3 separate regions of the Mus musculus genome follow, and all the other regions are linked to region 1. Evidence: chromatin loops called from intact Hi-C (ENCODE). Cell type or tissue: left cerebral cortex. All regions are shown on one strand.

Region 1 (5,000 bases):
CTTTGATGCTCAACTTGTCCACCTTCACAGATTCATTTTCGGCATCCAGATTTGGCTGAAGTTCTCTCCTTGGCCTCCGACTTTATGAATAGCATTGCATGTTCTCAGTCTCTTGCATGGGCACCTCTTCTTCTAGCACATGACGAGGTCTGTCTCTTCCAGCACAGCTCTTCGGAACAACAAGTTCTTGGGAGCCCAGGCCTCCCACCGTCCCCTCAGGTGTTCCTCAGAACTGCCATTCGGGACCATTGCTCCTTTCTCAGCTCCCACTGAGAAACTGGGTCCTAAATCGGCTCAGGCTAGAAAGCTGTGCAGCATAGCTTCTCGGTTCAGACTGATATTGTAGGAGTAAGGCATAGTGGGTGGAGTAAGGTGTAGGAGTAAGGCAATATTTAGGGTCTGGCCTCCATCCCAGAAATATGGCCACTGGCTCAGAAGTGTGGAGCCATTGGAAATGGGGATGTGGCAAGGTGAAAAGGGTGATCATTGTGTGTGTGTGGGATAACGGGGGAGTCTTAGAAAGCACTGGTTGTGGGGTCAGCACACTATGTTTTTTTTGCTTCCTGAATTTCTACTCCCTTCCTAGGTACAGGGACTTTGAGCTGCTTTGAATCCTTCCTCAGAAGTTATGGGCATTCATAGTCTGGAGCGGATTTCTTTAAGAAAGAGACATGTGCTTGATTTCTGTAGATAAATGGGGAGCAGAAGGAGCTCCGTGCCCTGTTAGGCAGCCCTGTCTGACCTATACGGTTGGAGATTTCCTTGGAACCTTTGGAAGCCCTTGGCATCTTCTTTAAGCCCTTGCATCTGCCTTGCTGGGAAAGCTTTCTAAGTTTTACATTTTGTACAGGGAAACAAACAAACAAACGTTGTTCCTTCTTGTCCCTTCTTGGTCAGCAGGGGGTTGGAGGGTTGGTGTGCACTCTCCAGCTTCCTCATTTAGGAAACTCCATCTGGCAGCTGAGAAGATGGGGACAGATTATCCTGATTGTCTGGATGCTGAGATGAGTCATATGTCCAGGACACAGAGGCCACATACTGGGAATTCAGGATGATATGACAAGTCCTTCTTCCCTGTCAACCAGGACATTCTCAGCAAGATGACAGCATGGTTTGAATGCCCTGGGTACCTGTTGACTGAGAGGAGAGTGTCTGTCCCAGGGACTCTGTCCTAGCCCCTTACCCATTTCTGGCTTACTTTGACTGCTTTTCTGTGGCCTGTAGGCGTTTCACTGATAGTGGAAGTTTAAAGATCTCCTCTCTCTCTCTCTTTCTGTGTGTGTGTTCATGTTTATGCACATGTATGTGGGTGTATGTGGAGTCCAGAAGTTGATGTCTGGTGTTTTCCTTGCCCTATTTTTTGAGACAGGGTCTCTCACCGAATCTTGCTGGCCAGCTAATACCTAACACCAGAGATCTTCTTGTCTCTACCCCCAGCAGTGCACACTGCTAAATAAATCCATTTTTTAAAAACATGGGTGCCGAGTCTTCATGCTTGTGTGATCAATACTTTATTGATGACAGCCATCTTGCCAGCCCCAAAGTTCTGTTTTTGCAGGCACCCAAGACACTCATTTATTCTAACTGGATGCTTCTGGGAACCTACATGGAATCCCTGTTCCTTTCTAATGAGTCCCTTCATCCAAGGCTTGTGGAGAACCAGAGATGATTCGAGCTGTAGGGGCTCTGAAGCTGCCCCCACCCCATGCCTGTCAATCACCTAGGGGAACTTCTTAAAATGTTTGGTTTGGGAAGTCTCTGATGAGGTCCAAGGAGTTGTATTATCTATTACAAGCTGGCAGGGACTGTGGATGTCATCAGTTAAAGGAGAGCAAAGACCTGGTTCCATGTGGTCATTTCATGGATTTGAAAGCTGAGGCCCAGAGTGTAAGTCTATTTGTTCATGGTCATAAGTAGAACTCTGCTCTTTCCACTTGCATTAAAAAAAAAGAGCCTTCTTCATTTTTAAGCTTTACTTTCTAAGTGGGCTCAGAGCTCCTAGCACCTTACCTTCATCCTATCCACGGTCAAGAATGAAAGACCTTTTGTCCAATCAGAGTCCCTTGCTTCACAGCCTGAATTTTCACTCTCTGAAGAGGTTTCCAAAGTTTTGCTTTGAAACCCGACTTATGGATAGCATCCTTTCTTTGCAGGCAGTAATAAAAATCGTCCTTGTCCTTAAAAATGGGCGGGGCACCCTTTAAGACACAACTATGCTTTCTCCTTGTTGGAGCTCTACTAAATCCCCTCAGGCAGTCAGCTATTCTGTCTCCCTGGGGTAGTCTGGGAAATGCTTCCTATTTCTCCTCTGCTATCTCTCAAGAGAGGCCAAGTTCCAGTGTCCTGGCTACACCTTACTCTCCCTGCCTCTCAGAGAACCCTAAAGTCACTCAGGATGGCACTTGAAGTGTCAGGGAGATTCCCAATGGACAAGGACATCAGGGACTGGCCTGAAGCCAGTAGGTTCTGGTTTGAGAGTCTAAGGCTGTCTCCACTCTGTCCCCTCCTGCTGGCGGGAGGGCAAAATGCCATTCTGGGGACAAGGCCATCATGGCGACAGGGTGTAAAAGTCTCACTGGGGCAAAAGGAAGGCAGAGTGTAATGAGAAGTCGGGGAAAATGCCTTTTATAGGCATGCTCTTTTCTTTTCCTCCTTTCACCCAAGTTTACTCCCAGCAAAAAGTGTTACTGCAAGCCATCGGGTCTGTCTGTCGGTGGCACTAGGGGCAGGCTGGTGGCACCGCAATACCCCTTCCCCCCATCTTGCCTGCAAGTTGCATGACCTGCATTGGAATCCACAGGGGGGCGGGGGAGAATCCTTTCAGATCCTGGATGCTGTTGAATTCAATGTATTTTGCTTCCTTGCCTGCCCTCACCCAAGCTCGGGGAGGAGAGCGCTGCTTTCTTCTGCGTGTGAATGCTGTAGTGTGTCTGCCTGCTCGGATTCCCCTAACCCTTTCTTCTCCTTTCCCACAGCAAAATCTCAGGCTTTCTCAGGAAATAGCTCGCATTTGGCATATTTACATTTGCATTTTATTTTTAAAACAATCCTATCAAGGCAAAAAGCGGGGGCTATACTTCTCTCCCCATCAGGTCTAAACTTGCCTCGAAGGCTGCACCTGTTTTGAGCCCCTACCAGGAAGGGGTGTTTGTGGGGGAGGGAAAGAGGAGGTTCTGTGCCCCCCAAATCATCCGGAGAGAGCAGTCCGCCCACCCCCTCACCAGGCTGCCAGCTCGGCGCACCCGAGGGCTGAGCCCAAGAAGCTGGCCTCCGACGGTGCTGGCGTGGTGCTTGCCAAAAAATGCCCTTCGCATCTCAATTTCCTGGCCGCTTCTTTCGCATGAATCGCTCGCCCTGGGCCACCTCGGTTCTCCAGCGCAGTCCTGCAGGCGCTCCTTCCCTCTTTCTCTCCTTCTCTGGTCCCTGTTTGTCCAAGGCGGAACCCATAACGCACCGCCAAGAAGGAGCAATAGGCTCAGGGGCACTCAGTGTGCCATGCCACGCAGTCCCCTCCCAAGCTGAGCCCAGCTCCCGGGACTCTTGATTACCCAAATGAGTGTCATTCAGATCTAGGTCTGCACGTCTGCGGCCGGCGTCCCTGGCTGCCTCGCTCGGGTTCCTGTGCGCTCCTGATTCCCGTCACTGTCCGTGAGCCCGAGACCCTCACTCAGGCTGGGGAGCATCCCGGGTCACCTGGGCCACGCTCATTTCGCTTCCTCCTGCGGAGGAGATTGCAGCAAAACCGGGCAGCACGAGGGCCAAAAAGTGGAAGGGAGAACGCCTTTCGTGTTGCTCAGTCAGCTTGCCAACTCTCCCTCCCCAACGCCGACCCTCGGAATCCCAACTGCAACTTTTCCTTTCCGTCTCGTTTTCCCCTCGGCTGCAGCGAGCGGGCGCGGGCGTGGAGCGGGCGGGCAGCGGCGCGGCTGCGGGTGGCGGTACCGGCGAGAGCCGAGAGCCGGCGAGTGGGTGGGTGGGTGGGGAAGCAGGAGGGAGAGGACGGGCGGGGAGAGAGAGGGGTGTGGGGAGGGGAGGGAGGGGGAGATTCCGCTCTCCTGCCTCTCCCAGCCCGGGCGGGGGGCGGGGGGGGGGGAGGAGGCCGCGAGGAGGGAGGGGAGGAGGGAGGGAGGGAACCGAGGAAGACGCTCCGATAACCCGTGCGTTTCGTAAGGCTCGGAGCACTTGTACATTTCTGCAGGCGCGTAGCGAGCCATTCGCCGCGACTGCTGCAGCTCTGACTGCATCTTCCTTCTCCTCCTTCCTCCAGCTCCGCGCGTGTGTATGTGAGTGTGTGCGAGTGTGTTTTGCAGGTGTGTCCGTTTTAATTCTGCCTAGGAGGTGGGACTTGGTGACTTTAGCACCATCTTTTTTTCTTTTTTTATTATTATTTTTGCCTTCCCACCGTCTGTTGTTACAACCCTGCAAAGTCTCGGAGTCGGAGAGCGCGCCTCGTTTCCAGAGCTTCTGGACCCCGCAAGCCGGCGAGCGCCGAGCCGGCCACCATGCCCGGCAGACCGCGCCACTAGGCGCTCCCCGCGGCTCCCACCCGGTGGCGGCGGCGGCCGCGATGGTTTCCGACGCTGAAGGATTTTGCATCTGATCGTTCGGCGTTTCAAAGGCAGAGGCCCCCCTCCCCCTTCCCCCCTCCCTCGCTGTCTTTGTTTCCTTCCCCCCCTGCTCTCCCCACTCCCCCCACCCCACCCCCCTCTCCTCTCCTCCTCCTCCTCTTTTTTAGAAGCAGCGATCGGAGATGGATGTCTCTCTTTGCCCAGCCAAGTGTAGTTTCTGGCGGATTTTCTTGCTGGGAAGCGTCTGGCTGGACTATGTGGGCTCCGTGCTGGCTTGCCCTGCAAATTGTGTCTGCAGCAAGACTGAGATCAATTGCCGGCGGCCGGACGATGGGAACCTCTTCCCTCTCCTGGAAGGGCAGGATTCAGGGAACAGCAATGGGAACGCCAGCATCAACATTACGGACATCTCAAGGAATATCACTTCCATGT
Region 2 (5,000 bases), 310 kb after region 1:
TGATTCCAGATGGCTTTCCCTGGGGACTTCCTCTGCTCTTCACTCTTGGCTCTAGCAGCCACTGCTTAATGAGAGCCAGAGGCGTTCTCACCACAAGAAGGGTCAGCACGCCACACAGACAAGGAAGTGGGCATGAATGGACAGGTGTGGTGTAGTTATGGAGGTGATGGCAGGAGCTACACAGTCTCAGTGGATAGCTGTACTCACATCAGTACAGTTCAGAGGATAGATAGCACCTGGGAGCAGGGACACATCTGAACTTCAGCTTCCCTTGCTGAACTTGTGTCAGGAGACGTGAGCTGGAATTTGCCCCAGAACAGACAGTCCTTTCTCTGATCCTCTGTCTTCACTGAGCCCAGAAACAGCAGGGTGTCTTGTGTATTTATTCATCTTGGTTAGAACACATTGTCTTTGTGTCCTATGCTACCACCTCTAGTTTCTGGGTATGCATGTGCCCTGGGGCATGACCTATGTTCCCTGCTTCTCAGCAGAGCAGACCACAGAGGCTCTTTGTTTGGAAGTCTGAGGTGTCAGATATAAAGGGTTCAGATGTGATGCTCACACCTGTCCTGGTTCAACAAAATCTTTATTCTTCAGGCATGTCTTGGAGTCAGGACATAAATATGTCTGCTCTTCGGGGCTTGCTGGATCCCTTCCCATCCCCATTCATTCCTTTTAACTACTCCCCCAACTTCCCTTCTTTGTTTCTCTTTGTAGTGTTCTCTCTGCTTACATCCATGCTTCAGATGGGACTTTAATTTATTCATTTGCTCATCAATTATTTAGTGAGTTTCTTGTGTATATTGGGCACTGTGCTAGGCTTAACTGATGGCCTCCAGGAACATTTGACAGTGGTCTTTTGACTTGAATGCTTTAGGGATGCTTTGCAAAAGCATATGACTACAAAGTTGTGAGAGAAGCCCAGACCTATGGAATGAAGACAGCAGGAAGGCTGACAGCAGGAAGATCTGAGTGCTTAAATAAACAGGACTGAGGATATTACCTTTGTTACCTTCGGGTAGCAACAACAATGAACAGCACTGGGGTTCAATAGCACCATAATCCTTCCTATATAACTGGTATCTCATTTGGTTAGTCATTTTAAAGAGTCCCCAGAGTTCTCCTTTTACTTTACAGCTTCAGAAGTATGTTCTACAAAGGTCCTTGCTATTGCTTCAGGTGATCTTACTCTGAGAGTGGAAACCATCCAGGGACTGTCTTGTAAAAGTTGATATTTGAACAGTTCTCCATGCTATGACCCCATGACTATCCATGAGAAGGTGGCTAGGTTAGTTGCAGACCATAGCATAAAGCCTGCCATTAGCCAGAGAGATGCTCATATATAAGACCACATAGAACAACTGAAGATTCTTGGAGAGACAAAACCAGAGGGCTAGAAGAAGTGTGGGGGCAGCAGAAGTACCTTCCATGGTAAGGACAAAGGTCTTGCCTTTCTGGCAGAATGTTGCCTCTCCATGACTTAGTGCTGGACCTCTTTTTTCTGCCACTTCAAAAACTCACAGTTGGAGCTCTGAGAAAGTTATTCTTTTCTGCTTAAGGACATTCCATTTCATGTGTAATTAAATGTGTGGTATTGAATTAATGTTTTCTTCTGAGCCTTTTTTGGCAGCCTGAGACCCTAGGGTCTGGTTAGTGCAAAGAAAACACACACTTCTCAGGGATACTCCCTTCCTCTCCCTCTTTCTTTGTCCCCTCTCTCCTGTCAAGAACCTCCCAAGCCCTTCAAGTGCATAGCAGCCCTATGCTGTGGCACATCCTGGCTAATGGCAGACTTTATGCTATGGTTTGCAATGAACCTAGTCACCTCTTCTGGACAGTCATGGGATCATAGGATGAAGAACTGTTCAAATAATAATTTTTACAAGGCAGTCCCTAGATGGTTTTCACTCTCAGAGTAAGATCCCCTGGAACATCTGCTCCTCAGTGGATCTCTGAATTTGGGACTTTAGTGCAGTTCTCTTGAGACATGTTCAGGTTATGGCAACAGCGCTGGCAGAGACAGGGTCTCTGTGCCTTCATGGACACCATTGTTCTTTTCTATGTAGGGATGCCAACTCAGGGCTCAGGGCTTCTCTGTGGAGGTGAGGGGAACCTGGCAAGGCTGAAGAATGGCAACTGTCTGCTCACACATTTTGCCCTTTCTATGGTTTGTTATCTCTGGTTTCAGTTGCAGTCTAAAAGTATGAATATTTGTCTTGCCTCTCTTAATATACCACACTGGCTAACTCTTATCACTGTTTGTTATTCTAATTATTATGTCATTAGGGTTGTCAATCTCTTGTTCTGTCTAGTGTATGGATTAGACTTTCCCACAGCTGTGTTTGTACAGGAAAAAGCCAGCTTCACCATTCTGCAGGGGCTCTTGCAATTTATTCTTTGCGGAAAGGGGGCAGTACTGTACCAGACTTTGCAGTTTAACAGACCACCTCTGATAGCTAAGGGGTCTTGGGCAAGCCTCAGCTCCCTCTTCTGGAGTACCAGAAGAGCAACAGGCTGTATTTCACTTTAGAGAGAGCTTGATAAAGATGAATGTGAAGGAACATGCAAGTGCTTACTTAGTCTGCCTTGGATAGGCACTCAATCAATGGAAGTTATTTTTATTATTAATAAGGGAATAAGGAATATCTCAAAGTTAAAAGAGGCAAGCACAGAGTAAAAAAAGGGTCCATGAGACAAATATCCAATGACTCCAGGAGCCAGTTGGGAATTGAGTATTAAAATGAACCAACCTTTGTGGCTGCCCTGGGACTGGGAGCTGTTTCTGAGCCTCTTATCAGAGGTAGATGGTGAATATGTTTCTGAGAACAACAATCAGCTTCACCTAAGGTCCTCTGCATGCGAACTGAGGCGCATGCTCATTTTAGGGGACCAAGTTTGTAACTTTACTTGCAGTGGTCAGAATCACCATAATTTAGATTTGCTGATCCTGGGGTTCTGGTATATCTCTACGGATAAATACCCATCTTGAGGAGGTGGCTGTCACTGATTTTTGATGTCTTTATTCCGTTGTCTGACCAACCTCCTCCCATATACTATTTTTGACTCCGATAGAGAGGAAGCTAAATGTTGTGGTGGCAGACTGAGGCAGACTGAGGCAGACTGGTGGTGACCCTGAGCAACCTCAGGCCATTTTCTTTTCAGAGACCATTATCATCCTTCCTTCAATTTCTTCCCAAGCCACTGCTTTGTTTGCACATAGGCTAAGCTTTTAGGATGCAGATCTTACAGAGAGAGACAGAAGCACACTTGTCAAATGCCAACTTTAGTTCATATGCTTTCTACTAACTCCATCACCTAAATAAACTTTTTATATGTGCCCATGTATGTGCATATATATGGAGACTGAAAAATCAACATTTGGTGCCATTCTTCAGGTGCCATCCATCTTTGGAGACAATTTCTCATTGGCTTGCAACTCCCTGGTTAGGTTACACTGGCTGGCTAGTAAACCTCAGGGTTTACCTGCCTCAGTCTCTCCAGCACTGGGGAGCCCAAGTGTGACCTGGCACCATCAGCTTTCCTCAGGTAAGTTCTGGGGATGGAGCTTAGGCCTGGGGCTTGTGAGGTAATCATTTTAATGACGGAGCAATCTCACCAGGCCTATAATCTAAAATTTTAAGTCACTTTTCTTAATTGTTCTGCCAAGTTACTATCCATGGGCCAATTTACCAATCAGGATCTCGAGGCTTGGAGAGAGAAGACAACTAGGAAATGTCAGAGCCAGGATTCCAATACAAACCTATTTATCTGCTTGTTTTTATCTAAAATCGTTTCTCTTTGAGTAGTATGATAATTTTAGTGGATTTTGATCATTCTTCATCCCTGGGCTCCAGAGTGAAGCAGTTTCTGGCTCCCCTTTCTTTGTGAACAAAGAGGGACATTGATGTCAGTCTCTGTGGGTCCAGCCACATCTGATCATCCAGAGTCAGAAGCTGCGTGAGTTGCAGTAGGAGTTTCAGAAATGTCTCTCTCAATATTGTCAGCTCCCAGCCTCAGATGAGGAAGCTCAGGAAAACAGATAGAGACAATCAACAAACCCAGCCAACCCACTGGCCTCTCAGGGAACTGAATGCTTGAGGCCCAGTTTGCTGTAGATCTATAAGACCCTGCTCTAGTGAATCCTACACATGTGGAACTGTGACTTGGTTTCGAGCTGCAGAGGGAGGATTCTGCAGGGAGTAACTGAAACTCGGGGTTCATTTGTGTTGGATTAATCATTTGTCTTGTGGGAACCAGAGGATCTCCAGGTGGCCTCTTCTGGTGAAATCCCATCAGGAGCTCTCTGGAGAAGAGGAATTTGAGATGAACTATGGCAGAAAGTTCTAGTAACCCTTTTCATTTCCTCAGACCCCTTTCCATTAAATAGCACCCCTTCTCTCTCAGCAGCCCTTTCTCGATGGACTTAGGACACTCCCCCTGTTCTCCACCTACACATTTCCCCTTTCTCCTCCTCTCCTTCCAACATTCCAAACCCTGAACTTCCCAACATAGATGCTTCCCGCCAGTCCAGCCAGCCATGCAGTAAGGAGACTGATCAATACTCTTTTCTCTTAGGAGAAGTCAGCATCTTTTGGCTTGTGGGTTGGTTGGATGGCTTCAGCTGTAACAGCTCTGAACTTCATGACAGGAATTAAAATTAAGCAAAGAAGGGGCTCAAGTAGACATATGGACATAAAAAATGAAACAGTTCACTCTAAGCCAGTCCTTCAGGGTTCCTCAATTCCATATTCTCAGAGCTTGGTAGGTTCTGAAAGGCCTCTTGGGGGAGGCTCCTGCTCCTGCTCCTGCTGCTGCTCCTGCTCCTGCTCCTGCTCCTGCTGCTGCTGCTCCTGCTGCTGCTATTGCTGTTCTTTCAAATGGAACAATACTGTAAAAGAATCCCAGGATGACTAGTGCAGGAGAATTAGGGATAGTTAATATTTGGACAGGACCATTTTGGTGACTATAGATGAAGGAGCAAGAAAGGAAGGGCTGTTTGA
Region 3 (5,000 bases), 290 kb after region 1:
AAAAAAGTCAAATGACACTTGTGGCTTTAGAGGAGGGGTGGTCAGGACCCCCATTCAGCCATGGACAGGGGTTAAGAAGCAAGGGGTGAGGCTGCCCACAGGTATGCATTCTAGACCTGTGCCCTCCCCCCAATCAAGAGCATCATAGCAACTCAGAACACACCACCAAGCCAGACTTTGGTAAGTAACACTGGGGAAAGCCTTGGTGCAAGACCTACAAGGCCAGCTTGCCTTTAAAGATTTCTTTCCTTCTGTTTCTGCCACCTTTATGTTTTCTGGAACCATGGCAGCTAAATGAGGCTTGGTTCTGCCTTTGGGAACTGCATTGGAGCAAGTAGCCTTTTCCCTTCAAAATATGCTTTCTTGCCTCTCTTGACGTTGAAGTTCATTTGCCAGTGAGAAGGACAAAGACCTAAGCTGACAATGGGTAAAGTCACTTCAATGCTGTCAGATGTGGCCTGGCAAATTTCCTATTACAAACTTCTGAAGAGCCACTAACTTCCTTACTCTGAGCACATGCTAGCTGTGCTGTGTCTGTGTCCTTGTGATATGATATGATATGATATGATATGATATTGTAAGGCTTGCAGTGGTATTTGGCAAAAACTGGTGAATCCTGGTCCCCTTCTCAAATTGATTTCTCAGGGAAAGAGAAGGTGATGACTGGAGGCAAGAGCCATCTGCATCCTTATGGGAAATATGACTTGGTCTCAGACACTCAGGTACTTAAAATACCCTTGAGTTTGATGGTACAAGGCTCTAGCCTCTGCAACAGGAGGTTTCTAAGCCCGCAGCTGTTCTTGCTGCTTTTCATGGAGGAGTAATCACAGTCCCACCTGATCAAAATAAGAGCACATCTGTGACCTGAGGTCAGTGTCCCATAGGCCAATCACTAGTCCTAGGGAGCTGGAAATCCTAGAACACAGACTAGATGCTAACTGGATCGATCACTGTGTGCACATCAGTATCATCACCTTCCTGCTGATAAGGTGGAAGAAATAAATCTGCAAGCAACTCTTTGGGAGTGTTATTTCTGAAAGATCAGTTTGGCTAAAAAGGTATAGCCAGAGCCTGTGGAACTCTCTGGATATCTCTATCAAGGTTCCATAGTTTTGCTCAAGTTCTTTACTTGAGAGGAAGCTGACTCTGAATTGACCAGTGGGCCCTGGAGTCTGGTTTTTCCCAGTCAGTGGGCACCATGGGAGGTGCCATCATTACAGATCATATTTTGGAATTTCATGGCTTAAAATTTTCAATCTGTATCTAAATGATAACAGAATGCTTCAATCTTTATGGTTGTCGATTTGGCATTTCTTGTGACCCTAACAGACATTTGTGGGTTAACACCCATGATGTCAAATAGCCAACTTGCTTAAGAAGAAGACCACAATGGCTACCATAATCATTTTATTGGGTCAGCCACTTCCCCAACTGTTTTTCCACATGGACAGTTCAGTTTTTTGGGCAAGGCTTCAGCTGCCGCAATATGGCTCTTCCTTAATTTGGAATTTCCCAACCTGCAGAAAAATCATTTTCCCATTTCAGTTACTAGATAAATGATGTGAAGATCATGTGTCTCTCATCACTGGCGCTAGCAGCACCCCCTTTAAGTCTATCAGATTCGAAAGATTCATCAGATAGCTTTAGAGAGCATCACACGGCTCATACATGTCTCATCCCCAGGTTCACACTGTACATTAGGATATTGAAGGCTCTGAAAACCCCTGCTGTAAATAAACCTCGTTATTCTGCAAGTTTTCCAACATAATTGAACATAGAGCATTCTTTACCTAACATCTATTAGTACATTCCACACACATATTTCAGGAAACACTGGTTATTGTGTAGTTAGAAGCTTTTGAAAGAGACCTAAGAAGGATGCTTCATCAGTGACCTGTTGATGTCAAAGATATCAAGAAAGGACCATACCTCACATCTCTACCCAACAGGAGGCTCAGTCCTCCATATGGTAAGTCCCTTCACAAAGGAGCTTGAGACTTCTCTAGCATGAGCCACTCCCACAGACTGATGTCACCTAGTGGTGGCACACAGAAATGAAGATGGGAATCCCAGTCTCGGCGTTGCCACTAAGCAAGTGATGTGGGGTAAGTAACTTAATTTTCCTCATCCTGTATTTGTTTCAGTATCTGACAAAAAAGCCTGACTGACACCCATGTAAATAACCTATTCTACAGGCACCCTGAATGCCATGTCCCAGTACGCCACTGCTGACTCCTGGCAGGGAACATCTCTTGGCTCTTGGGGACTCTCTGGTGAATGTACTGACCCCATGGCATGGGAAGAGTGTGAGAGAGAAACAGAAAGCTGTTTTTGTGCATAGGGATCAAATGGTTTCTCTGGGTGAGGAAGGAAGCCAGTGTTTGGGGTTTAACAGACCCTTCCTGTCACCTTTGGACAGGGCCAAGCGGGAGTTTTCAGCAAGATTTTCCAACTTTGATTTCAAGGAGGCAGCTCTGCCTAACAAATAGTCTGAAATGTCAAAGAATAAATGTTAAAGCTTGAGAGGTCGCTCTCCAGGGAGTTGCCTGGGCTGGTGAGGGAGGGAGAGGAGGGGAGGAGAGAGAGAAGGACACAGAAGAATCCTCTACATAAAGATTCCAACTTGGTTTTGTGATATTTAAGAGAAAAGGAAACTGAATTATTTATAACGTGGAAGATGGAAACAGGCTATAGAGGAGTGACGGGCACGGGGATGGGAGTTTACATTCCAGTATTTGGCTGGTAAAGCTTCTTTTTGTCCTTGATGTGCTATTGGCCATTTTCTGGGTTGTCTACTGTCACGACACTGTAGAAAACCAACATCATCTGATACAGGGGTTGGACGAGGCAGTTTCTGGAAACAACTACTGTGAAAAGCATGGATGCCATTCCCTTCAAGGGTCTGAAGTATGTGGTTGGATAGCCCTTCGCTGTCTCTCAGCTTCCAGTCTGTTCTTCTCAAGGCAGAGATTCAGGGGAGCCCATGTGTGCGTGGCAATCCTCTTGGTCTTGGCCTGGACACCAATACATCCAGGAAGGTCGATTTCACCTTTCAATTGCTTCATCTGAAAGATGATGGAGACAATTCTCCTATGCTTCTTCTGTGACTATCAAGGATGCCATGTGATATTTGCACTTTGTAGCATAGATATAAGCTCTCTATTATATGAGGTGAGAAAAGAGGTGAAGAAAATTTAAAAGAAGAAACCAAAAGCAACAAAAGGATTGACAGTCAAACTGGACTGGATGGGGTATCTGGTTTGTTTTGGTCAGTGATGCAAAGAAAGCCTCTTGGTGATAATTACACATTATGATTCTATAACACAGGTAATGGAACCCATCAAGTTTTAAAGTAAGAATGGCTTCAGGAGCTCACTCTTCCCTTTTCACAGCGGGCATGAATGTGTCCTTTGTCACTTTCCTAATAACACTTTCTGTGTGCTCCTGACATGCAGAGAGAGAAAAACAGAGCTAAAGTTTGAACACTTTGTGGTTAGTGAAGTGGAGCTACTCCAAGTGTAAATCAGATCATGAGTGAGCCTCCAAACACAAACAAGGATCACTGTGTTTGGGGTGCTTGTGTTTTGTTGAAAATAGCAAATGCTTGCACTTTTCCCCCTTAGACTTGTTTTGATCCACCTTGATGAGCCTAGAGAACATTTTTTCAGCTAAAATATCACAATGACACTCCAATTAGAAACTCTGAGATGCACTTATTTCTACAGTAGCTTACTGGAGTCTCTATAAAGATCTTCCAAATAATTTTCATCCAGTCCCCACTTTCTACCACATAGTAGTTTAAATCAGCACCCGTTGACTTAGGAGCTCTTATACTCTTAAAAATTATTGAAGTCATATCTGAAATTAGAACAAAAAATGTCTGTACCCATGAGCATGCACAAAGCTCTCAGAGTGATGTCACCACCAAGTAATGAGGGAATGTACTAGAAAAATTTCACATGTTACATAGCAAACTGAGGAGGGTCTGTCAGCTTTATAAAATCCCATTGATAAGAGCAGAGTCAGTGAAAGGTTGGAGATGTAGAGAGAGAAGCTATTGTGTATTATAGTTTCCATTACAAATTACATTTGGATTTGTTTAAGGAATATGCCAACCAGCAGTGTTTAAACCAGCCCTTATACAAGTAAGAGGATTCATTAGAGAGGATGGAATATACCGTAGGTTAAGTCTATGTGGTACCCAACACACCACCCCACAGATACATGTCTCATCATAGTTTGCTGTGGGTAACAGTATCCATACCTCCTATGATACATCATTTGTATAATAGAGGTGAGAACTACCTTAATATAGTTATGATAGACTCTTTGTTACTAATATTTCACAGTCTCACTATGGGAATAGGGTCTCTAAGAATGACTTCTGGGGGCTCAGTGGTAGTCATTACCTGGCATGTACAAGAGACTGGGTTCTGTCCCCAATATCAGAGTTTAAAAACCAACATTTGGGGGGGCCCTAAGTAGATACTGGGTCACTAATTCATCCTTCAACCACATGGCAACATCTTCTCTGAGGTGTATACTCTGTTGCTAAGTCAAGAAGTTTCATTTTTTTTTTCAAGAGCCTGATAGTCTACTGCAGTGACTTTCAACTGATGGCCAGTTTTATCCCTTGGGGAAATGTGCATAGAGACCTGTTTGGTTGTTATAACTTAGGATGGGTGGTATGCTCCAGCTTCCACTGCACAAAGAATAATGCCAGCCCACAACATTAACAGTGCCAAGATTGGCAAGTTTCAGTTTTATGAGAATGTAGAGCAGTATTCCTTAGTATTTTGTTGTTGTTGTTGTTTGTTTGTTTTTTTTCGAGACAGGGTTTCTCTGTATAGCCCCGGCTGTCTTGGAACTCACTTTGTAGACCAGGTTGGCCTCTAACTCAGAAATCCGCCTGCCTCTGCCTCCCCAGTGCTGGGATTAAAGGCGTGCGCCAACACACCCAGCAGTATTCCTTAGTCTTGAGCAAGAGAGACTTGTATCGT

The links. Peaks named below come from ENCODE experiments on the same cell type or tissue, not always from the same donor. Only the 100,000 strongest peaks of a DNase experiment are listed, where the experiment ranks them.
Region 2: it touches region 1 in a loop (3-fold over the local background); 3 of 42 quality-filtered maps call a loop at or near these places.
Region 3: it touches region 1 in a loop (2.7-fold over the local background); 8 of 42 quality-filtered maps call a loop at or near these places.

Annotation. Positions count from the first base shown.
Region 1 is chr7:78,577,534-78,582,533 of GRCm38, reverse strand. It overlaps Ntrk3 (neurotrophic tyrosine kinase, receptor, type 3), which reads left to right and starts at 4,696. Exons shown (of 17, transcript NM_008746.5): 1 at 4,696-4,998. The coding sequence starts at 4,751. E430016F16Rik (RIKEN cDNA E430016F16 gene) reads left to right here. Exons shown (of 11, transcript NR_015542.2): 11 at 1-1,468. In left cerebral cortex, CTCF peaks have their summits at 2,512 and 4,517 (motif pointing right); DNase peaks (open chromatin) are centred at 3,206, 3,817, 4,275, 4,486 and 4 more places; H3K4me3 peaks cover 2,499 bases; H3K27ac peaks cover 2,576 bases.
Region 2 is chr7:78,265,092-78,270,091 of GRCm38, reverse strand. All of the region lies in intron 12 of Ntrk3 (neurotrophic tyrosine kinase, receptor, type 3), which reads left to right. Among named protein-coding and RNA genes, the nearest start is that of Gm39038, 310 kb to the left of the region's middle. In left cerebral cortex, a CTCF peak has its summit at 2,436; a DNase peak (open chromatin) is centred at 2,415.
Region 3 is chr7:78,291,549-78,296,548 of GRCm38, reverse strand. All of the region lies in intron 12 of Ntrk3 (neurotrophic tyrosine kinase, receptor, type 3), which reads left to right. Among named protein-coding and RNA genes, the nearest start is that of Gm39038, 280 kb to the left of the region's middle. In left cerebral cortex, a CTCF peak has its summit at 2,040; a DNase peak (open chromatin) is centred at 2,039.